Regions from separate parts of the Homo sapiens genome. Here regions 2, 3, 4, 5, 6 and 7 are each linked to region 1. A link is a contact called in ENCODE Hi-C or POLR2A ChIA-PET data. All regions are on one chromosome and are shown on one strand. Each heading gives the region's core, a stretch centred on a gene start or an enhancer-like site at or near the end of the contact. The rest is flanking DNA. Distances are from core to core; before and after follow the strand shown. Region 1 holds the start of PPP1R15B (protein phosphatase 1 regulatory subunit 15B). Region 2 holds the start of RHEX (regulator of hemoglobinization and erythroid cell expansion). Region 3 holds the start of PCAT6 (prostate cancer associated transcript 6). Region 4 holds the start of RABIF (RAB interacting factor). Region 5 holds the start of TMEM183A (transmembrane protein 183A). Region 6 holds the start of NUCKS1 (nuclear casein kinase and cyclin dependent kinase substrate 1). Region 7 holds the start of ELK4 (ETS transcription factor ELK4).

Region 1 (3,064 bases), core at 350-2,849:
CTCTCCAGGCTCCTTTTCCATAGGTATCTCACTAGATGGACAGCCCTCAGAAGGGCTCTCTTCTTCCAAAGCAAGTGGAACCTCTGTAGTTAATAATTCTATTTTTTCTTCAGTGGATTCCTGGGTGTTTCCAGGAATGTCTCCAGCAGCAGGAACAAACTGTGTTGGGTTATCTCTGCAGTGTTTTGGATCCATCCGGAGAAGGCTGTGTTCCTCCTCCAGGCTGTGGTAGCCATTATCCTGGTCAGGGGTGGGTAAATCTTGCCCCTTGCTAGCCTGTTGAAGGAATTCCAGCCGTTTCATGCGAAGATGGTGAATTTCTGGTAGGCCTTCCGTAGAAAGAGGTGGACATCCCTGCCACGAGGCCGGAATGAGTTCTGCACTCAGCGGCTGGGGATGACAATGGTCCTCTCTCAGGCAGCTGCTCTCTGGGGTTAGTGTCTGGAAGCCGACTACCTCGCTATTTCCATCACTGTTCTGATAGCTGACTTCTAGCCTAGGAAAGCAGTCCAGGTAGGAAGGGTTCAGCAAATAGGATACCACACTGAAATTGTCTATGCGTTGAATGTTTAGAGGCCCAGAGGGCGAAGAGCCAAGTTCCCGGTTAGAGTACAGACGGGATTGAAGGCTACTGGGCAACAGCTCCACTCCCCACAGCTGCTGCTCTAAGAGAAAAGCCTGTGCTGCAGGGTCCAAAGCACTTCCCTTGGCCTTAAGCTCCAATTTTAGGTCTGGGGGCGAGTATTGCCAGTGGATCCCCTCCTCTAGCCAATCAAGGGGACTGGTGACCGAGGGGTCTGAGGAGTCGAGCTGCAGCGAACTCAAAGATTTCTGCGCTGTGGGGGCGGCTGGTTTCTCCCGTCCCTTCAGGGCTCTCAGGGCGCTGTAGACTCCAGCAAAATCTAGCCATCTGGTCGGAAACATTCCACCGAAAAGTTGGCTCCAAATTAGCACCTTCTGAAGCAATCCGGGGAGCGGCGCAAGGAGCTGGGAGAGCAGTTTCGTCCAGTAACTGACCCGAGTCTCGGGCTGGGCAGAGGAAAGCAGTGTGGGGTTCCCGGAGTTTTCCGGGCCAAGAGGCGTCGGGAACTTAGAAGAGCCTGCTTGCGATCGCCGAGGGAAAAAGGGTGGCCAGAACCGGAAGCCCGCCCGAGGGCCAAGCCGTTTCCGCGATCCGCCTGTCCCCGGCTCCATCTCCTTTTTCTTGACAGTCTCTCAGGTAGGGCCGCGGCGCTCAGCGGCTGGAGGTCGACGGGATTCGGAGGAAGCCTACAGAGTCTCGGCCTTGCCCAGCGGTGGCGTCGCTGCTCCAGGCCGATCTTCGAGCCAGCAGAAAAGCCACAGAGGGCAGCGAATGCGGCAGCGGGCGGCAGAACACAGGGAAGAACAGCCCGCGCAATAGGCGGCGACTGATGCGACTTCCATCCTGGCGGGGAAGGAGGTTCCCTAGTCGGCTCGACGCTTCAACACCATGGATAGGAGTCCCCCCACGGCCTCGGCGATGGTTTTCCGACTGACAGAGGGTTGAAAAGCCCCTGAGCAACGCGATACCGGAAGGACTGGGTAGGCCGGCTGGTGCGGTGGAAGCGAAGCCCAAAATGGCCGCAGGGCCCGCGCGCCGGCAGGACACCCCCCTAGACGCCGGAAGAGACGCAGGACTGTTGGGCGTCTACGTCCCTAGCGCCGCGCCGCCCAACGTCACTCGCAAAATCCCCGGGGGGCGGGCCTTTCCGCCCACTTCCGTGTGGCCGCCGATTGGTTTTGCCAGATTTCCCTGTCGGCTTCCTTACTCGAGGTAGAGCCGCACGGCAGCGTGAGGTTGCATCAGCCGGGGCGGGGGGGGGGGGGGGGGGGGGGGGGGGAATGCACGCATGCGCAGTCGTTTCTGTGTGGTCTCCTAGGAGACCGCCCCAACAGCCCTCTAGGTTAAAGGTCTTGGGGAGGGGAGGGGTTTTCAAAATAACCCGAGAATTTCCCGGAGGCGTTTTGATGGCCTAATACACACTGACGTGTGTACAGTCATCCCCTCTCATGAAATGGGGATTAGTTCCAGGACCCCGTAGACACCAGAATCCGCAGACGGTCAAGTCCCTTATGTAAAATGGTATAGTGTTTGCATATAACCTGCATACACCTTCCCAGATATTTAAACCATCCCCTAGATTAAGTATAATACCTAATACAATGCAAGTGCTATGGAACTAGTTGTTATACTGTATTTATTTGTATTATGTTTTATTATCTTTATTTTTCCCGAATATTTTCAATCCATGGAAGGTTGAATGCCCCGCGGGCCAACTGTAGGGTTATCGTAGTCTTAGATTTTTATTATTTATTTATTTGAGACAGGGTCTAGCTCTGTCGCCCAGGCTGGAGTGCAGTAGTGCGATCTCGGCTCACTGCAGCCTCAACCTCCTGGGCTCCAGTGAGCCTCCCACCTCAGCCTCCCGAGGAGCTGGGACTACAGGCTCGCACCACCACGCCCAGCTAAATTTTTTTTTTTTTTGAGACGGATTCCCACTCTGTCGCCAGGCTGGAGTGCAGTGGCGCAATCTCGGCTCACTGCAACCTCCGCCTCCCGGGTTCAAGCGATTCTCCTGCCCCAGCCTCCCTAGTAGCTGGTACTACAGGCGTGTGCCACCACGCCCAGTTAATTTTTTGTATTTTTAGTAGAGACAGGGTTTCACCATGTTGGCTAGGATGGTCTCGATCTCCTGACCTTGTGATCCGCCCGCCTCAGCCTCCCAAAGTGCTGGGATTACAGGCGTGAGCCACCGTGCTCGGCCAATTTTTGCATATTTTTATAGAGACAGGGTTTCGTCGTGTTGCCCAGGTTGGTTTCAAACTCAGCTCAAGTGATCTGCCCGCCTCGGCCTCCTAAAGTGCTGGGGTTACAGGCGTGAGCCACTGCGCCCAGCCTGACAGATATTTCAGGGTTCTCCTATTGTTCAGTACTATGTAGACCATCAACCTGAGATCTTATGTAAAAGTTGGGCAGTGCTGCGTACATACATGTCTGGTGTGGGGCAAACTAAACTCACAGAGAAGCAGCTCAGTCCCCAGA
Region 2 (3,064 bases), core at 316-2,815, 1.6 Mb after region 1:
GTCTGGGGAGCCACCTTTGAATTTGTGCTGAATTCTATCTGAAGATGCCTTCACTAAGAGAGAGGTGCTGTCTCCATGGCCTTTGAGGCCCTCCCCTCCAGTGGTGAGATTTTAACAATCTCCCCATCTGACAGGTTCCCATGCAGGAATGAAAGACATGGAAGGGAAGAGGGGGGCCAGCTCCCTGAGTCCTGTGTCCACCAGCTGCTGCTAAATACCTCTGAGAAACTCTGCTTCTATCTAAGGGGACCTACTTCTCTCGGGAATCTCAATACTTGGAACAAGAACCTCCTAGACGGACCCTTTGGCATAATGAATTGGACCAACTGTAGGTTCCAGGACTAGAGAGCCAGCAATGCCTCCATGAACAATCTCACCCAATTACTCTGCTCAGGTAAGACCAACTGAAAACTAGAACAATACAAATGGTGGTTATTCCTGTCTTCTGTTTCTTTGTTTGTTTTTGTGACAGGGTCTTGCTCTGTCACCCAGGCTAGAGTACAATGGTGTGATCATGGCTCACTGCAGCCTCGACTTCCCTAGCTTAAGTGATTCTCCTATCTCAGCCTCTCAAGGAGCTGGGACTACAGGCATGCAGTAGCACACCCAGCTAATTTTCGGATTTTTTTTTTTTAAAGTAGAGACAAGGTCTAGCTATATTGCCCAGGCTGGTCTCAAACTCTTGAGCTCAGGCGGTCCTCCTGCCTTGACTTCCCAAAGTGCTGAGATTATAGGCGTGAGCCACTGGGCCTGGCTCGTTATTACTGTTGAATAATAGTCTGATCACTGAGTTCTTAAACAACTCCATGAGGTAGGCATTCATATTCTGTCTGTTTCACAGATGAGGCTCAGAAAAGCTAAGTGTTTGTCCTAAGATCACAGTTAGGAAGTGTCTGAGACCCAGGTCACTGTGAGGGAAGAGAGAGACCCTCTCATATTGTTTTATATTGTTTTATACTCAGTACCTGTTTTAAGGAAAAACAACAAGGAAGTAAAACCAAAGACAGGCAGTCCGGCGCCAGGCCCGAAACCAGGCCTGGGCCTGCCTGGCCTAAACCCAGTAGTTAAAAATCAACTCATAACTTAGAAACTGATGTTATTCATAGATTCCAGACATTGTATAGAAGAACATTGTGAAACTCCCTGCCCTGTTCTGTTTCTCTCTGACCACCGGTGCATGCAGCCCCTGTCACATACCGCCTGCTTGCTCAAATCAATCATGACCCTTTCATGTGAAATCTTTAGTATTGTGAGCCCTTAAAAGGGACGGAAATTGTGCATTCGGGGAGCTCGGATTTTAAGGCAGTAGCCTGCTGATGCTCCCAGCTGAATAAAGCCCTTCCTTCTACAATTTGGTGTCTGAGGGGTTTTGTCTGCGGCTCGTCCTGCTACATTTCTTGGTTCCCTGACCAGGAAACGAGGTAACTGATGGACAGCCGAGGCAGCCCCTTAGGCGGCTTAGGCCTCCCCTGTGGAGCATCCCTGAGGCGGACTCCGGCCAGCCCGAGTGACGCGATCCAAAGAGCACTCCCGGGTAGGAAATTGCCCCGGTGGAATGCCTCACCAGAGCAGCGTGTAGCAGTTCCCTGTGGAGGATTAACACAGTGGCTGAACACCGGGAAGGAACTGGCACTTGGAGTCCGGACATCTGAAACTTGGTAAGACTAGTCTTTGGAACTTGCCCCACTCCATCTAGGTGGAAGTGTGGCCTGATCACCCACGACATGCCTGCATTGGCACTTCTGTTCTGGTTTTGACTTGACTTAGATTGTGTGATACTTTGGTTTTGGTTTTGGTTTTGACCTGGCTTGGATTTCTGGATACTCTGATTTTGGTTTTGATTTTGGTTTGGTGTAAACTGCAAGAGTGTGTATGCCCTTTTTACCTGTTTTTTTGTTTGTGGCATGTGTGTGGTGTGGGTGTGGTGTTTTGTCTCGAAGAAGCATGGGTCAGGTACAAATAAGCCCACCCCACTAGGAACTATGTTAAAAAAAAATTCAAGAAAGAATTTAAGGGAGATTACAGTGTTACTGTGACACCAGGAAAACTTAGAACTTTGTGTGAAATAGACTGGCCAGCATTAGAGGTGGGTTGGCCATCAGAAGGAAGCCTGGACAGGTCCCTTGTTTCAAAGGTATGACACAAGGTAACCCGTAAGCCAAGGCACCCAGACCAGTTTCCATACATAGAAAGTTACAGCTGCTTTTATACCCCCTTGCCCCGCCAACGTAGTTAAGAGAACAGCAGCATAAGCGGCTGGCAGAGGCAAGGAAAGACCAGTAGAGAGAAAAAAAGGCCATCTATACCAATTCTAAGTTAATTTAGACTAAACAAGGTCTTAATAGCAAAGGATAATTGAAATCCCAAACTTACAAGGTTTTCAACAAAAGTGAAGTTTGCTTAAAGTTAACAGTGTAACATGTATTATGGTAACTTCTAATCTTGTGGCCTTAGACAGTCTAGTCCAAAGGCATAAAGAAAGTTTGCTTTAAAAAAAAAAAAAAGGAATGGTTATCTTCAAAAAAAAAAAAAAGTGGGGGGAGACAGAATTTATGTAAAAAGAGTGTTATATGGTAAATTCTTGTCCTGAAATAAACTAACTGGTGTTTAAAGAAAAAAAATGTTTGTAATAAGTCAGAAAGTTGAGACACATTGAAGAATTGTCGGCAAAAGTCGTGAAAGAAAAAATGTTATAAAAAAATTTATGCAAAAAATGTTGTATAATTTAAAAGTAATAAGGCCTCCTGAGTACTATTAAAAAAACAGTTTATGTGCAAGGTGTATAAGAAAAGTAAAACATACCTTTGGTAAAAAGATTATAAAGGGGCATAAGAATGTGGATTTTTACCTACATTAAAAGGTTAAAAACAATTATTGTTTTAAAAGTTTAAGCAAGTTTTAAAACGTTAATTATAAAGAAAATTCTGTGTGTAAACATATTAGCTAAAGTTAAAAAGGTATCATCCAGTTTTTCTGTGAACTGGACATTAAAGTAAAAAATGCCACAGGTTTTTCTTAAAGCATCAACCTGCTCTTTAACAAAAATTATAAAAGGTTAAAAAGA
Region 3 (3,064 bases), core at 233-2,732, 1.6 Mb before region 1:
GGTATAAATCTGAAGGGGCGAGATCAGAATTGGAGATATAAATCTGGGAGTTATGTGCTTATGGGTGATAGCCGCTATTTAATGCTACTGTGTGTAAAGCACTGCTCTAAACGCTCTGCATGTATTAGCTCACTGAGTCTTCACAACCACCATATTGAGTAGGTACGATATTATCCTCATTTTGCAGAGCAGGCAACGGAGGCAAAGAGGTTAACGAACTTTAAGAGATACGAACACTTTTGAGGCGCCTTTTTTCTTTTGGCGGGAGACGGGGGACGGGGGTGGGGGGGTAGTGTCCAGCAGCCTCAGAAAAAAGGAGGAAGCTCAAAAAGTAGAACGTCAACATTGAAATGACCTCTTTCATCCAGAAAGCTGCCAAACGTATGCAAGGAATGTTTGTCAAGATCTTAGTTCGCTTTCAGATTCACCTAGTGGAAGGAAATCTCTTATGCTTAAGAAGTCTTCAATTAAAAGGGGGGATGGGCGTGGGGGGAGAAGAAAACCGCCTTCCCTTCAACAAATTTTTCCCAGAGGTACCGGGCCCAGGAAAGAGTTCACAGTGGTCCTGGGAGAACGTATTCCTTTTCTTAGCTCTCCAGGGCTTTGGGACCTGGAGTCTTTTCCTGCTCCCTACTGCAATGGAGAGTCAAGCCCAGGGGACAGCTAATACACTATTAAAAGAATTATCAGTGCAAGATAGATATGCGATGTGGCAAGTTATAATAGAATCTAGGTAGTGGGTATAGAGGAATTTGATGCAAATTTCTTTTAACTTTACTGAATATTTAATAATACTAAATAAAAGTTGGGTAGAAGAATTATCGTCGATGGCTCTTTGGTGCGCATTCTGGGCCTCCGAGGGTCTTGATGAAGCTCATGTAGTGTCATGTGCTCTCTCGGGAGAGCGTTGACTATTTTCACTCCTAACGTTGGCATCCTACGAGCCAGGTAGGCATAACTTTGAGACAAATTCTAGACTTACATGAGTTATGATTATTATTTAACTGAGATGGACAGGAAGAACAAGCCTAAGAAAATCTTTCCCAATTCTCAGCTGCGTCCTACGATTCCCTCTCGCTCCCAACTCTCAAGGTCTCCCAGTCCGGCTTCCTCCATTTCCGGTAGTGACCCTAAGTGATGAGATTCTATCGCTCCCAGATCAGGCCGCAGCTGTTTGGCTCCCAGCAGACCCGGTGTGACGTTAAGGGACGGGGCGGTTGCCGGCGTCTTGAGGGGAACCTAGGGACCGAGAGGACTCTCCGGGAAGGCAGCCGCTCCCCCGCCCACAACAGACGCTCCCCTTGCCCTTTATGATGTTTACATGGGCGGAGGGATCCCTCCCAGCTGACAGCCACACCGCGCCGGCCCTTCTTTTTTTAAAGAGCCTAGCCACGGGCGCTGACTGGCCGGCAGCCGGGCGCGTCATCCTCCGGGGGCGGGGCCCGGGCCGCATTGTCTCGTCTAGGGCCGGCTGGACGCCCCAGAGGCCGGACCTGGGCAACCCCAGCCTGGAGGTGCCGGGGCCGGAGCTCCCAGAGGGCTGGGTGCGAGGCCTAGGCGGGGTCAGGTTCGGGTTCCTAGGCCATAGCGGAGCTGCAGCCCAGGCGGCCGGAGCGGAACCCAGCCCCGCTCCGAGTGCCACGTCTCCAGGAACCCCCTCCTTACTCTTGGACAACACTCCGCCCCCGCCCGGGCCTCCGTCCCCCAAACCGCCCTCATTTGTGCAGCGCCAGATCCTTCGGACACATCCCTAGGTGTCTCCATCCTCATTCGGTCCATCCAACTCCCAGACCTCACGTCAACCGGCTGCACCCCACTTTCCAGCCTGCGCCCCAGATCTGCAGCCTTCGCCCCTAGATACACCCGCCTGGTGATGAGGCGCTCCTCGCGTTCCTTCCGGTAACCGCGTTGCGAAGACCACGCTGCCGGGTTGCAAACTTGGGGGGACTTCCTCCCTCCCCTCCCCCTGGGCGCCGTGCAACTGCCCTGGGACCGGGTTCTGGGATGAGGGGGGCAGACCGGGCTCCCCAGCGGCCGGCGCAGCACGTAGCGCACGTGTAGGGTCCGCTCCCCACCCCCTCGCCGCCTCTGACAACTTTTCAGGGCTCCAGGTGTCCGTGAGCCTCCCTTCCGCCCTGGCCTCCGGTCTCTGCCTTGCTCGTGCTTCTACCACCACCCTTCCCCTCCCAACCCGGTGGATCCTCTCGTCTCCCCCAGTCTCCAGTGCACCGGCTTTCCCTCGTCCTCTGCGCAGTCCATCTCAGCTCATCTCTCCAATTCAATGCCATCATCTCTCCTCACCATCTCTCGGTGCCCTGGAATGTTTGCTGTCAGATGTCCCCTGTGAAACCCACAAACGCTTGCGATTTGGCCTCCTTGTTTTATTTTGTGTAGTCCTACAACGTCTTGTTACTACCCCCTATTACAACACTTATAACTCAGTATTTGTCTTTTTTCCGCGGTGTCCCTGCACTCTCCCCATACATATTCCTCTCCTGCCAGATTGTAAGCCTCTAGAGGGAAGAAGTAATGTCTCTCTCCTTGGCACCAGGCACGTGGCACACGCTCCACAAATATTTGTTGAAAGGGAGGGTAAATGGCCTTGAGTTTCTGTGGCTACCATTGGCTGAGGATGGAGCTTTGGGCTGGACAAAGAAGAATCTGGTTGACCACATGAAGCAGGAAGGAGGCTCAGAACGGTGTTGAGGGAGCCTCCACAATGGGTGGGCACCACAGGTGAGATAAACCCATCCTCCCCCATTCCCTGCCCTGCTTAATTCCCGGGAACCAGCAACCCCTCCTATGCTATCGTCTACTGCTGAGCTGGTCCCTTATGGTGGACTTCTGTGCTCACTGTTCTGCTTTAGCCCCAGCTGTCGGGGCTGCCCTTGGGGAACAGCTTACACCTTGACCAGGCGCTCATTTCTGGGTTTCTGTTCTTGGGAAGCTGGGTCTGGGTCCTGGGAGCCACCTGGTAACTAATAAATACCTCTTCCTCCTCCCATCTGCTCTTCCTCTCCTGTCCTGGAATCCCTCTCTGATGACTCAGCCCAACTGAGATCCA
Region 4 (3,064 bases), core at 275-2,774, 1.5 Mb before region 1:
GTAGCTGGGATTACAGGCTTGTGCCACCACCCCCAACTAATTTTTGTATTTTTTTTTTTAGTAGAGATGGGGTTTTGCCATGTTGGCCAGGCTGGTCTCACACTCCTGACCTCAGGTGTTCCGCCCGCCTCGGCCTCCCAAAGTGCTGGGATTACAGGCATGAGCCACCGCGCCCAGCCTAACTGTTTTAATGTTAATGAATGATAGTCAGGACTCAATTCCATGTATGTTTCAATTCCAAGATCCATGTTCTTTCCACTGACTCCATAATGCCACTAACTTCGTAAAATTAATTGAGAACTCTACTCCTAAACCTTGAAGTCTTAAAAGAACCCCGGGACCTCCACCAATCTCTAGATCAAAAGTCATCAAAATACCTACAAAACAACAGACACAGATTCCCTTTTTTCCTCCTTTGATGAAAGGCTGTTTTGGACGAATGGGTACCTCTTGCTCTTCTACTAGACATTACACTTCACCATCTGTTCAAGCACGTGAAATAATAAAATGATCTGCATATTTTTAGAAATAATTTTGAATGATAGGATGTGTCTATGGTTGAAATGACATTATATTTGCACTTCAACACAGTTTACCGAAATAAATTTTTTTTTCAACTTTCTCACTTGCGATGATGGTGGTAGGAAGGGTATTAAAATCCCTAAACTGAAGGGAAAAAAAAAGTTTTTCTTCGAAATTTACTTCCAGGACGTCAGGGATCTACTGCACTTGAAATATGATTCATCTGGAAAACCACAGGCTTCCAGTGCCTCGGTAAAGTGGGTAGGTTACCAGGGTTATTTTGCCGCGTCCCCAACACCAGTTGTTCCTGGGGATCCTCTGTGGAGCAGATAGGTGCCCGTCATAAATGAGACGGTGAATTCAGGACTGGCGGGTGAGGTCTAAAGTGGGAAAGGAACCCAGCAACACCCGCGGTGAGCGGCGGCCGAGAGGCACCTGCCGGGTCCTGCAAGCTGGCGGGAGCTCCGAGAGCCGGAATGGGGCGCCTCCCTTCCACGCGCCCGCGGAGCACCGGCCTTGGACGGCGGCGGGGCGCACGGCCCGCGCTCGAAGCCCCCCCGGGGGCAGAGGGCCGGGCTGGCTGGGCCGGGTGGCCCAGGGAAGGGTTCCCGCGGCAAAAGATGCCGGGGCGGGACCCGGTTCCCTCCCTAGCCTTCAGCGGCCCCAGGGGCGGAGCCTCGCCGAGCTGAGGCCCGAGGGGCGGGGCTTAAGGCCGCGCGAGGAGGGCGCGGTTGCCGGAAATTGAAGAGCCGGGGTTCAGATTCTGACTGCGGCGGCTCGTCGGGGGAGACTGTGGGTGTAAACGGCCTCCAACCTGCCTCCCTACCTGTCGGCGAGAGAAGAGAGCGGTCCCTGGCTGCAGCACCCGGGAGCCGCAACGCTGGCACAGCACCGCCTTCCGGTTTCGGCCCTCGGCTGACACTAACTCGCTCGGCTGCTCCGCTGGTTCCATCGCCGCTGCCGCCACAGGCTCCTCAGCCACGGCTGCGCAGACGCTGTCTCTGCTGGCTCGTTATTCACTGCGCTGGCGCGGCTTGGCAGAGGCGGGGCGGCGAGCGGACGGTCACTATGTCTCTGCGCAGGCGCCCGCTTCCCCGCTCTGGACTCTACTGCGCAAGCGCCTTCATTCATTGCCTAACCTAAGTGGCTAGGTGTCGGCAGGCTTTGTGACAGGGACACTTCTTGGCACCAGTGACACATCTCCATACCCACCTGGCCACTGGGCTTCACTTAAAACCTAGACAAATCATTAGGTTGACCTTACTGTTTAGTTTTCTGGGATCTGAATTTAGTCTCCTGAATAAATGGGGACATTATTGGGGGCAATATGAAGGGAATCTGGGTCGGACTTCCCATCAAGTTTTAGCCACATTAGCTTCTTCTATAGGAAACTACTTAGAGGGGCATGTATCTTTTCGGTATTGGAAAAAGATGCGTGGAAACTTTAATTGCTGGTCTCTTCTACTCATTGTGACCATTTACTATGCGGCAAAATGTGTCAAAGCGCCTTTAGAAACTTACTAAATCATCAGTTTCCTTACGGGGTCGGCACGCTTGTGCACAAAATGAGAAAGGTAAAGATCAGAAAGGTTGCAGCACAACTCTAAAGCCACTGCTCTTAATTAACTAGGATTGTCAGGAAAGCAAGATTATTTCAGACAGAACAGTATTATATATGAACAAGGGTGAGAACAAATTTAGGAATGGTTAGTAGACCACTGTGGCTGACCCACATTACACGTGGGGAGAAGTGGTAGTAGAGGTAGGTAAGGCAGAGTGGGCCCAGAGCTCCATGGCTTTAATGTCATGCTAAGGAATTTAACATTAATAACATGAACAATGGGAATCTGTGGAATTTTAGGCCAGAAATAACTGTTCGATATTTACTGTCTGCTGTATGTTAAGCACTGTAATGATCCTATCTGTGCTTCAGAAAGATAACCTATGAATAAATAGAGGGGCTAGATTGAAGAGAGGAAAAAGAGTAGAGGTAAGGTATCAGGTAGCTATTACCTCATCAGTCTAGCTCAGAAAGGCCCTGAAGCTAGCAGAGGGAACAAAGATATGGGAATGGACTTGAAACAATTAAAATTGTACAGAACTTAGAAACTAGCTGGATGTCTGTATTGTGATGGGGGTGACACAAAGCAACTGCTGGTTTTCCCAGGTTAGATAACTAAGTAGCTGGTTGCCAGTTATGGGAGCTTAAAAAAATAAGATGAACCACCAAATTAGGGGTATCTCTGTGTATGTATGTGAGCACATGAAAGTGTGTACGATTGTGAAGAGTGAAAAAGGAGCTGTTTTACGTGTTGATTTTTCTGTAGAACATACCATTGTGGCTTCAGTGTATGAACTATTTGTGAAGTTGGTCTGAAACTCATTAGTCAGCACTGAAGACAGCATAGGAGCCATCAGTCCTTCACCCTCCCCTGGATCTCTTCCTGAGATAGGAAAAGTCACGTTTTATAGGCTTTGGTTTAATTAGCATGCACAATCCATCTGCCAAAGTTGGTAGGCATCTTTTAAGGAAAATAACTTC
Region 5 (3,064 bases), core at 272-2,771, 1.4 Mb before region 1:
TGGCTTGGGCTCAGAGGCCTGATAATACTAGCCCAGGGTCCTGCTCCCTTACAGTTCTGTAATCTTCACTCAGTGACTCGCTTCTGTCTCAATACAAAGGAAAGACGTTATTTTTTCTTTTTCTCCTTTTTTTTTTTTTGAGGCAGGGTATCGCTCTGTAGCCCAGGCTGGAGTGCAGTGGCGCAATCATGGCCCACTGCAGCCTTGACCTCCTGGACTCAAGTGACCTTCCTGCCTCTGCGATAGTTTTTCATGGATGCTTCTAGTAGTTTTTTGGAGGTATGGTGTGTTAGGAACAAACTGCCCCAAAAAGCTTCTTGGTACTGCCGACACTTCCCCCAAACCTCTCCGTGCTGCTCACTCCTCCCCCTAATGCTCTGCAACTCTTCTCCTTCCCCCAAGCCTCTTTACACTTCTAAGTCCTTATGAAGCCAGCAGACTTCACTTATCAGACCTTGCTGCAATAAACAAACCCCAATTACAAATCATCCGGACCGCACAGGGGAAGGTGATGGGAAGCATAAACAAACTTTACCTACACCCTCCTGTAATAAACGTCACAAGCTAATATGTGGCAAAATTAACCAGCAAACAACCCCAGGGTCTCTCTCCCCCATATAAACCCCTCATTTTGTAAGCTCAGGGGTGCCTCCTCTGTCTGTGGTGGAGCAGCCGTCAGGTTAATAAACTTCCTCGGCTGACCTTGGGTCTCTCTTTCGTCCTTTCTCTCGGCTAACCTTATATGGTGATAGATTGGAAACTTTTTTTTTTTTGAGACGGAGTCTTGCTCTGTCGCCCAGGCTGGAGTGCAGTGACCCGATCTCAGCTCACTGCAAGCTCCGCCTCCCGGGTTCATGCCATTCTTCCGCCTCAGCCTCCCGAGTAGCTGGGACTACAGGCGCCCGCCACCACGCCCGGCTAATATTTTGTATTTTTAGTAGAGACGGGGTTTCACCGTGTTAGCCAGGATGGTCTCGATCTCCTGACCTCGTGATCCGCCCGCCTCGGCCTTCCAAAGTACTGGGATTAGGGGCGTGAGCCACCGCGCCCGGCCGATTGGAAGCTTTTAAGAACTCCTTCTCCTATTTTGAGAATTCAGAAATTTATTTATAGCTTTCGTAAAATAGAGTGAAGACTCTTACAGACCTATGTTAGACTAGCAGGCGCTCAGTCTCTGTGGTCCGAGATAGAGCACGAAGATGACAGTGTATATGCATTTTGGTGCTGAAGTGGACCTGGAGTGTGGACAGAGGAGTTACTAAGAAGAATCCCGGAGACCAGGATGTAAACTCTCAATTCTAATCAACACAGGTGTGGGCTATGGTTCTGAGACACCATTCATCTCACACGAGGTACGGCGATACGCGACACCACCCAGTACAACAGCTCTCTCTCCACCTGGAACCCGGACCCAGCTTGATTCGCGGGTGCCGGATGATGACGTATCCTTGCACCTGGCGATGATTGGTTCGCGTGGAGAGGCGTCGTCCGACAACGCGACTCGGAACCCGGACCTATGTTCTCGCGAGAGTTAGCGGCCTCCGGTGTGGGATGGCCGCGGAGCCGGGCGGAGCTGGCTTGCGGCTCCCGGGGCCGGCTCTCCGGCCGGAGACATGGCCCGGGGGCCCGGCCCGCTAGGCAGGCCTCGCCCCGATACGGTCGCCATGCCCAAGAGAGGAAAGCGACTCAAGTTCCGGGCCCACGACGCCTGCTCCGGCCGAGGTGGGCGAGGGGGGCAGGGGCGCTGAAACATTTTGGGGGCTGGCGGCTGGGAGGGGGCTGGACCGTGCCGAGGTGAGCGCTCGCGTGCCCGCGGCTGGAGGGCGGCTCGGTCCGGGGGCCTGCAGCGAGGAGGAGGTGTTGGCGGGGAAGACGCTGACGAGAGAAGGCCTCTTCCTTGAGGGTTGGTGCTGTGTTGCAGTGACCGTGGCGGATTACGCCAACTCGGATCCGGCGGTCGTGAGGTCTGGACGAGTCAAGAAAGCCGTAGCCAACGCTGTTCAGCAGGAAGGTAAGCTTTGCGCGAGCCTTTAAAGACTCATGCCGCGAAGACAGAACTAGGTATTTTATTTCTGTTTTTCTTGCAGTCCTTTAGTCGTCTTCCTGTAACCGTGTTTGCTTTCGTTAGTGTTAACTTACATATTGGGGTGGAGGAGGATTAGTCAAGAGTAGCAGTTTCTGTAGCAGAAATATTTTCTTTCTTTCTTTGCATTTAAAAACATGTTTGCATACTTTTTAGTTTCCACTGCATTCTTCTTGGTTATTAATCTCTTTGCTGTAGTTCACATGTTTTACTCTGCAGTTTGCTTCCTTGTTTAATAACCTTGGAGTGTTCTTTTCCTTTTCTGGTGTTTCTCTTGCTTTCAGTCTGTTTACTCATGGGTCTGAGACTTGTGTTTTATGACACCTACTGCCTCCAGCTCAGGACCAGGATTAAATTGGATTCAATTTGTCTCAAACATTTCTCTGTAGACCTTATGAGAATACAAATCAGCTTTTATCCTGCAGGGTTTATAGTGGAAAAATTGTACACACCTTTTTTCTTCAGGGCTGAAAAAAGGAGTTTCTGCAACTTTGGAGTCAGTTTGCCCATTGCTTTCCTTTTTTTTTTTTTTTTTTGTATTTAAAATACTAAAATCTTTATTTTTTTTGGTGACAGATTCTCACCTTTCTCTCTCAACGATGTTTTTTTTCCCCCCTTTCCTGAATGGATGCTGATACCTTGGCTAAGTTGTTTGTATTTCTGGGTGGAGCTGTGTGCCATCTCATTCTCCTTTTATTTTCTTCTAGTAAAATCTCTTTGTGGCTTGGAAGCCTCTCAGGTTCCTGCAGAGGAAGCTCTTTCTGGGGCTGGTGAGCCCTGTGACATCATCGACAGCAGTGATGAGATGGATGCCCAGGAGGAAAGCATCCATGAGAGAACTGTCTCCAGAAAAAAGAAAAGCAAGAGACACAAAGGTATGGAGCTTGTTCTCTTTTGGTTTATTAGACCTGCCTGTGGTGACAAATTGAAGATGTTACTTTCCCAGTAGCACAGGAGGAGATATAAGACGTGATACCAGGA
Region 6 (3,064 bases), core at 273-2,772, 1.3 Mb after region 1:
TTGGAGGATGATCTAGTCTGGAGACAGAACGGTGTAGAACAAAACCCTTGCCAGGGTCCCAAACCTCTCTTTAGAACTCTAATTAAAGGTACTTCCGTTTCCCACACAACTTGGAATGAAGGGGAAGCAACGACTGTTAAAACATTTAAAAACTAAGCCTTTATCTATTTATTTAGAAAACACACTATGCAAAGAAGCCAATTCCTTACATTAAAAATATTTATTTGCAACAGCTCTCCTTTTTAAGGCCTCAACAGATTGGACTAAACCACACCCCTCCATAAATGGCACATTCCATACAATAGCCTGGAGAATGGCATAGGACGATTCCACCGACAGCTGGGGGAATAGCAAACTTGTTGAAATTCCGAGAATGAAGTCTGATGGTTACCCGAACCTAGCCCTTTTATTACTAAAGTCACTCGGGGACAAGAGGGTTACAAAAATATCCCGAGACGCGTACGCGGGTGAGAGTGGAACGAGAACCACACGGGATTTGGGCCGTGCTGTTAACCCGCACCTCCCTGAGTACGGACATTTCCCCGAGGAAGGACATTTCTAGTCGGAGAGAAAGAGCGAACTTTGGGGTTAACTCTCTCAAAACTCTGAGGTGGGGAGAGAGGCAGCAGCCCATTATTTTCCAGGATCCAGTCCCGAACTCTCACTTTTGCCCGGGGGGAAAAAAACGGGTCCCGCCCACGCTCGGCCCGATCCGGGAGGCGGGGCCTGCAGCGACCCCGAAGGACAGAGGCGGGGCCGGTTGGCAGTGCTGCCCCTCCCCCTTTGCCAGGAACACCCCCGTCCGCTACAGAGAGGGCTCAGGGCCCCCACCCCCGCGCCAGTCGCTGGGGGAAGGGGCAATACGGGTGCCTCCGCCCCTCCTCGCTGAAGGTGGGGAGTGGAGCTCGAGTCCGCCCGCCTCCCCGCGCTGGCTCCAAGGGGACGGCCCCGAGGAGGTGGGGCCTCTTGGGGGCGCTGACTTCACACCCCTCCCCCTCCGGCCGCTGGCGGCTCAGGGACACCCCGCCCGCTCTAGTGCGGTGGGTGGGGGAGGCAGCTGAGCAGACCGGAGCCCTGCAGCGGCGCGGGGCGGGGAGGGGCGCGCGCACGGGCGCGCAGCCACCACCCCCGCGCGCCAGCAGGGCCCCCCACGCTCAAGGGTGCGCGCGGGCCCCGAAAGGGAGGAGGCCGCGCGCGGCACCGGGGATGGCGGACTCTAGCCTTCTGTCCCCCACTCTTTTCACCACTCGCCCCCATCCCCCTCCAACCCGCTCCAGGCCTCAGACTCCGCACTGACCTGACAGGCCGCGACATGTTCGCTGTCGAAACAGGACCGAGTCGAGAAGCCAAAGACCAGGACCCCCCCCACCCCGCGCGCTCGGCGCCCCACCCCCCCCGAACTTCAGCCGATGGGACCGCTGCTGCCGAACCCCGAGCTGCTGGCTTCTCAAACTCCGCTGCTCTTTGGTTCAGGGCTCCTGGAACAGACGAGCCCCCCGCTCCCCCGTCTCTTCAAAATGGATGAATCAAACCAGCCGAAAATGCGCCAAAGCCGCCGTGCAACCAAACCCACTAGGGTTTGTGCGCTCCTCCCCAACACGCCTGCTCATTGGAGACTTCTGCCAGATGCGCCCAGATCATTAGTCCGTTTGAATCATCACGTCTTCCAGGCCCCGCCCTGCTCTCTGATAGGCTCCACCTTCACCGTGGGGGTCCTGTTAGTCAAGATGCTCTGAGAGCGCACGGCCGCAAAACAAAAATGGTCGCTGCTTAGCCCGCCCCCTGGTTTCCACTCCAGAGTTGCAGATTCGTCTGGGGTCGTATCTTAGAAAGACTAGAAAAAAAGATTTATGTAGGGTTCAGCGTTGCTCAGTGTTAGTTTAATGGTGTTTCATCTCGTCTGCCTTGATCACCTTGAAAATCCTCTAATAGCAAAACCCGTGGGAGAGGCAGCAGATTCGTCACTGCGGGGCTGCTACAGAATTGGAGGGAAATTCCTTAGGTTCAAAAAATTTGACCTTAAACCTACAAGCCCCTTACCCTGGCTTCGGCATTAACCCTCAGGGACCAAATGAGGCTGCTGGAGTAGAGAGGCAGGATCATAATCAAGGAATATCTTCACCCCCAATTACCATTCTCCATTCTGGACCTTGAGATCCACTTCAGGGTCATTAAAGTCCCAGTCTGGTGCATTACTATTTTAAGAAAAGAGTCAGGTGTACAATAACTAAGAGCATGAGCTCAGGGGCCACAAGGTATTTCAGGTGGAATCCCAGGTCCACTACTTAATGGTGGTATAACTTTCCTTCTCTGTGCCTCAGTTTTCTCATCTGTAAAATGGGAAACAAGGGTACCTAACTGCATAGGCTTATTAGTATTAAATGAGTTGATATATCTATCAAAAGTCTTTAGGATAGTCTCTGGCTCACAGTAAGTGCTACGTAAGTGTTAAATCCAAGTTTTAAAAGATGATTCCGTCCCTGGGTAGAGATGGGTGGAGCTGGCTCAAGACCCTATGAATTCTATTGATTTACCCTTGCACTTTGAAAAACAAAACAAAGACTCTTCGAAGTCATATAACTGAAAGTAACGCACATCATTTCACTTAAATCCGTGAGCATTTGTTGGATGCCTAATACTCTCAAAGGCAGAGCTCAGGATTCCTATGTGAATGGCTAAGGCTGAGTCTGCTATCGAAAATAGACGTCAATCCCTGTCACAGTCAAAGCGATCATTTTTGTTTGGTGGCTGTGCGCTCTCAGAGCATCTTGACTAACAGGACCCCACGGTGAAGGTGGGGCCTATCAGAGAGTAGGGTGGGGCCTGGAAGACGTGATGATTCAAACGGACTAATGATCTGGGCGCATCTGGCAGAAGTCTCCAATGAGCAGTCAGTTAACAACCAATTGAAGATACACTTTCCAAACAACAACAACAAAAAACACACCACATCTGCCTCCTGAAAGTCTCCCTTTGTAAAATCTGGCTTCCCAAAAAGAAGAGAATAGCACAGTCCACCAGTGAAGCATTAAACAAATTAATATCTTTTGTCTCTTCCATGTCA
Region 7 (3,064 bases), core at 1-2,500, 1.2 Mb after region 1:
TATTGAATCATACTACATTTTAATGAAAACACCGCTGCCAAACCTAAATATTGAAGCACCAAGTTTTCCAAGCCAGGGGGTGTAGGGGGTGGGAAAAGACGACAGAGGATCTGATCTATCAACCAAAGAGATGGACAAACCATTCTGATGAGGCATAGAACTCCAGAATCTTTATTTAAATTCCCCAAATTTCAAATAGCAATAGCTGGAGAAAAAGTGAAGTGTGTACTTTTGACTACTTCAGTCAACAACATCCCTATTTCCTTCCAAGGCCAGTTACTATCCCGCCCCGAAAGATGTTTCCAATTGATCTTCCCAGGAATGAAGTTACCAGCCTCGATGCAGCTGTGCACAAGGCGGAAAGTAAAGAGGGGCGGGGGGCCGCTGGAGCGAAAGAGAAAAAGAAATGAAACTCGACACCGGATGACTAGCGAGCTAGGGGAGAGGAAGAAACGCGGACGGCCGCGTGTGCCCTACAGGAGATCAAAGTCTGGGGGAAGAGGTGCAACCTCACCGGGCCTTGGTAAGCACTGAATTACTGTACTTTCATTTTCCAACTTCCTGTCACTACAGAAAATGAGAATTGCTCCCCTCCTCCCCATCCACGCCGAAAAAATCGCCGCCACCTTTCGCCCACGAGACTTCGGGGGACCAAGAGGCGACGAGAGCTGAGCGGTGCGCTGCGGCGTCCACCTGTGCGCCGCGGTGCCCGGCGGGCCGGGGGCGGACCCAAGGGGAGCGCGCGCGCCCGGCCCCGGCCCCCGCCCCCACTTCCTGTTGTGCCGCGCGCCCCTCGGCCCCCGCCCCCGCTCCCGGCCGGTGGGGCTGTGGCCGCGAGATCCCGAGGGGGCGCGCGGGGCTGACCGCTCACCGACGCCGCGCGCGGGGCTCCCCCTCGGTCTCCGCCTCGAACACGATGCGCCTCTCCGCCCTCAGCCTCCTCCTCACGCTGGAAACTCGAGGACGGCGCGGCAGCCGCTGCGACCCCCGCGGCGGAGCCGTAGAAGGCGGCGGCGGCCAAGCCGAGCCCGCCGGGTGCCCGCAGCCGCCCGCATCTCCCGCCGCCGCGGCTCCTGGCGCCCCGCCCTCCCCGCCCCCGCACGCGGCAGCGGCGGCGCGGGTCTTGGGGCCGCTACACGCCGGGCGCGCGCGTTCGGGGCGTTCCTTGCAGCGGCGGGGCCTGCCAGGCCCTCCGCGGCCGCCGCCACTCTCAAACCCCCCGACTGCTCCTGGGTCCCTCCCAGACGCCGTAGTCGCTACACGTCACTTCCGGGGGAGGGGCTGCGACCCTAAGGGGTGTCGTGAGCCGCGTCTGCCAGCAAACCCGGGTTTGGTGTGGCCGGGGGATGTAGCTCGGGCGCCTCCTGGAGTCGTCTCGCCGCTCTCCGTCGCGTTCGGTGCGGTTGCTTCCAGGTCCCTGAGGCGCCCGTCCGGAACCCGCCAGGACCCAAGCTGCCGCCTGGGCCGGGACCTCGGACTCCTCAAAGGCGCGCCACTTTCTCCTCGGTTGGAGGGAAGAGGTGGCGCTCGCAGAGCAACCTGCGGGGGACCACTTCTGTTGGTGCTAAGCTTTGGGGAGAGTCTCCTCCCTCCTGTGTCCCTCGTCCTCCTTACCACTCGCTGTTAGAAGTTGGGGCCGTCACAGCTTTCTCATCGAAGTGCCAGATCCCAGGACACTACAAACGCTTGATAAATACTAAATTAGCACTGTGGCTTTCTAGCCTGGGGACTGACAAATGGAAGCGCTGGAGTCGTGGGAAAAGCTTGCCCTGACGATGGAGGCAGCGACCAGAAATCCATTCGTGGCTCTACCCCTCACTAACTCACCAATTTTAAGCAACCTTAACCTCTCTAAAACAGTCATCATTTATAAGGTGGAGAGAACCCAATCTTAGAGTTGTTGTAATGATTAAAGAAAATAAGGTGCATGAAACACCTAGCAAGAGTTTCTAGCTTAGAGGTTCTCATTAAGTAAAATTCTTAAGGAATCAGGTCACACTTGATACAAGAGGCTACTTGAGCAGTTTAGCACCAGAAGGAATGTAAAGTCATAAATTAGGACAGCTGAACAAAACCTCCAAGAAATAAATTAGGTGTTTGTTTAACAAGAAACCAAAGAGAGGTCAGTGTCTGAGTTACTGGTTATTCGAGGCCATTTACTAGCTGTGTGACCTGTAGTGAGTTGCTTAACCTTTCTGGACCTCAGTTTCCTCATGTAAAATGACGATAATGAGCAGCATTGCTGAGAGGATTAAATGAAGTATAGAGCATAATGTACTTAGTGCATTACCTAGCACATAGTAGATACCCAGTAAATCGTGGTGTCATTTATTTTTGCCCCCACAATTGAATGTATAGTTAATTGAACTCACTGAGTGAAATGTGATTCTGTCATCCTTTTGTAGGCTTTTGGAAGAGAATCATCACTTCCTTGATTTCCAGCCTCCTCTTCCATAATACAGAGTAATTATAATCCACAAAGGTAGCTATTCCTGTAAAAACAACTCTACCAAAAGATGTTACCTTTCCAAAATTAGTTTTACCAAAGCATGCAAACATATTAAGACATGTTTTATAAGGAACATGCAGTATCTGAAAAGCACTAGCAGTCTTGGCCCCTAACATAAAATTTTCCTTGCAACAAGTTCCATCTTGGAAACCAAGAAAAAAAAAAGTATTAAGGTAGGCTGTTTAGGATACACCTATTGGAAACATTTGTTTATAAAAAGATTTCATTTTAAAGCCCCCTACCAAGAACAGTTAAGGGTTGTGGAGATCTGCACACTACGCTGCTCTGTTCAAACTGGCAGTAAACATCTGATTCGGCCTTAGGGCCAGTAGTTGTGTCATATCCCTTTTAGACTGAGCTTACGGCATTGTCAATTGCAGTGTATTTTTGGAAAACAGCCTGCTTTGGGAGTTCTTAAATTAGTCATAGCAAATCTGTCTGCTTTTAAATTGACTTTTTTTTAAGGCGGTACATATTGACAGAAGAGAAAGGAAGAAAAGTGGATTTCTAATTAGAGAACTTGAGGGGAAAAGTTAATTAATGTGCCTGGTTTTC

The links. A loop is a pair of places that touch in the nucleus more often than their neighbours do. ChIA-PET counts read pairs that join two places held with the same protein, here RNA polymerase II (POLR2A). Pooled maps may share reads with other maps.
Region 2: a map with no recorded cell type shows a loop between it and region 1 (14-fold over the local background). The contact joins the promoter of RHEX here to the promoter of PPP1R15B in region 1. A Hi-C loop is called at or near these places in 3 of 37 single-sample maps with no recorded cell type and 5 of 50 pooled maps.
Region 3: a loop to region 1 is called in a map of naive thymus-derived CD4-positive, alpha-beta T cell, with 6 times the contacts of the local background. The contact joins the promoter of PCAT6 here to the promoter of PPP1R15B in region 1. A Hi-C loop is called at or near these places in 2 of 168 maps with a recorded cell type or tissue (both naive thymus-derived CD4-positive, alpha-beta T cell), 1 of 37 single-sample maps with no recorded cell type and 10 of 50 pooled maps. POLR2A ChIA-PET finds 5 or more read pairs at or near these places in 1 of 52 experiments (WTC11).
Region 4: a loop to region 1 is called in a map of CD8-positive, alpha-beta T cell, with 8 times the contacts of the local background. The contact joins the promoter of RABIF here to the promoter of PPP1R15B in region 1. A Hi-C loop is called at or near these places in 1 of 168 maps with a recorded cell type or tissue (CD8-positive, alpha-beta T cell), 1 of 37 single-sample maps with no recorded cell type and 7 of 50 pooled maps.
Region 5: a map with no recorded cell type shows a loop between it and region 1 (16-fold over the local background). The contact joins the promoter of TMEM183A here to the promoter of PPP1R15B in region 1. A Hi-C loop is called at or near these places in 2 of 37 single-sample maps with no recorded cell type and 6 of 50 pooled maps.
Region 6: a map of naive thymus-derived CD4-positive, alpha-beta T cell shows a loop between it and region 1 (12-fold over the local background). The contact joins the promoter of NUCKS1 here to the promoter of PPP1R15B in region 1. A Hi-C loop is called at or near these places in 1 of 168 maps with a recorded cell type or tissue (naive thymus-derived CD4-positive, alpha-beta T cell), 2 of 37 single-sample maps with no recorded cell type and 11 of 50 pooled maps. POLR2A ChIA-PET finds 5 or more read pairs at or near these places in 1 of 52 experiments (T-cell).
Region 7: a map of naive thymus-derived CD4-positive, alpha-beta T cell shows a loop between it and region 1 (9-fold over the local background). The contact joins the promoter of ELK4 here to the promoter of PPP1R15B in region 1. A Hi-C loop is called at or near these places in 2 of 168 maps with a recorded cell type or tissue (CD4-positive, alpha-beta memory T cell and naive thymus-derived CD4-positive, alpha-beta T cell), 3 of 37 single-sample maps with no recorded cell type and 10 of 50 pooled maps.

Annotation. Positions count from the first base shown.
Region 1 is chr1:204,410,218-204,413,281 of GRCh38, forward strand. PPP1R15B (protein phosphatase 1 regulatory subunit 15B) reads right to left here and starts at 1,600. Exons shown (of 2, transcript NM_032833.5): 1 at 1-1,600. The coding sequence starts at 1,194. RefSeq lists enhancers at 577-1,411, 718-867, 1,128-1,827, 1,838-1,887 and a silencer at 1,346-1,792.
Region 2 is chr1:206,051,608-206,054,671 of GRCh38, forward strand. RHEX (regulator of hemoglobinization and erythroid cell expansion) reads left to right here and starts at 1,566. Exons shown (of 6, transcript NM_001007544.4): 1 at 1,566-1,658. LOC105372857 (a long non-coding RNA gene) reads right to left here. Exons shown (of 3, transcript XR_922473.3): 3 at 1,836-3,064. RefSeq lists enhancers at 962-1,201, 1,622-1,681.
Region 3 is chr1:202,809,472-202,812,535 of GRCh38, forward strand. PCAT6 (prostate cancer associated transcript 6) reads left to right here and starts at 1,483. Exons shown (of 2, transcript NR_046325.2): 1 at 1,483-1,899; 2 at 2,104-2,441. LOC124904583 reads right to left here. Exons shown (of 3, transcript XM_047439549.1): 3 at 767-2,088. The coding sequence ends at 1,564. RefSeq lists a silencer at 1,350-1,579.
Region 4 is chr1:202,887,625-202,890,688 of GRCh38, forward strand. RABIF (RAB interacting factor) reads right to left here and starts at 1,525. Exons shown (of 2, transcript NM_002871.5): 1 at 1,349-1,525. The coding sequence starts at 1,474. RefSeq lists a silencer at 931-1,220 and an enhancer at 1,291-1,560.
Region 5 is chr1:203,005,853-203,008,916 of GRCh38, forward strand. TMEM183A (transmembrane protein 183A) reads left to right here and starts at 1,522. Exons shown (of 8, transcript NM_138391.6): 1 at 1,522-1,722; 2 at 1,922-2,011; 3 at 2,791-2,958. The coding sequence starts at 1,614. It also overlaps the pseudogene MGAT4FP. RefSeq lists enhancers at 1-99, 741-870, 874-1,648, 1,649-2,421, a cis regulatory region at 1-200 and a silencer at 1,581-1,830.
Region 6 is chr1:205,748,660-205,751,723 of GRCh38, forward strand. It overlaps NUCKS1 (nuclear casein kinase and cyclin dependent kinase substrate 1), which reads right to left and starts at 1,523. Exons shown (of 7, transcript NM_022731.5): 1 at 1,298-1,523. The coding sequence starts at 1,314. RefSeq lists a silencer at 697-1,296 and an enhancer at 1,717-1,966.
Region 7 is chr1:205,630,761-205,633,824 of GRCh38, forward strand. ELK4 (ETS transcription factor ELK4) reads right to left here and starts at 1,251. Exons shown (of 5, transcript NM_001973.4): 1 at 872-1,251. RefSeq lists enhancers at 299-718, 1,329-1,638 and silencers at 729-918, 1,009-1,158.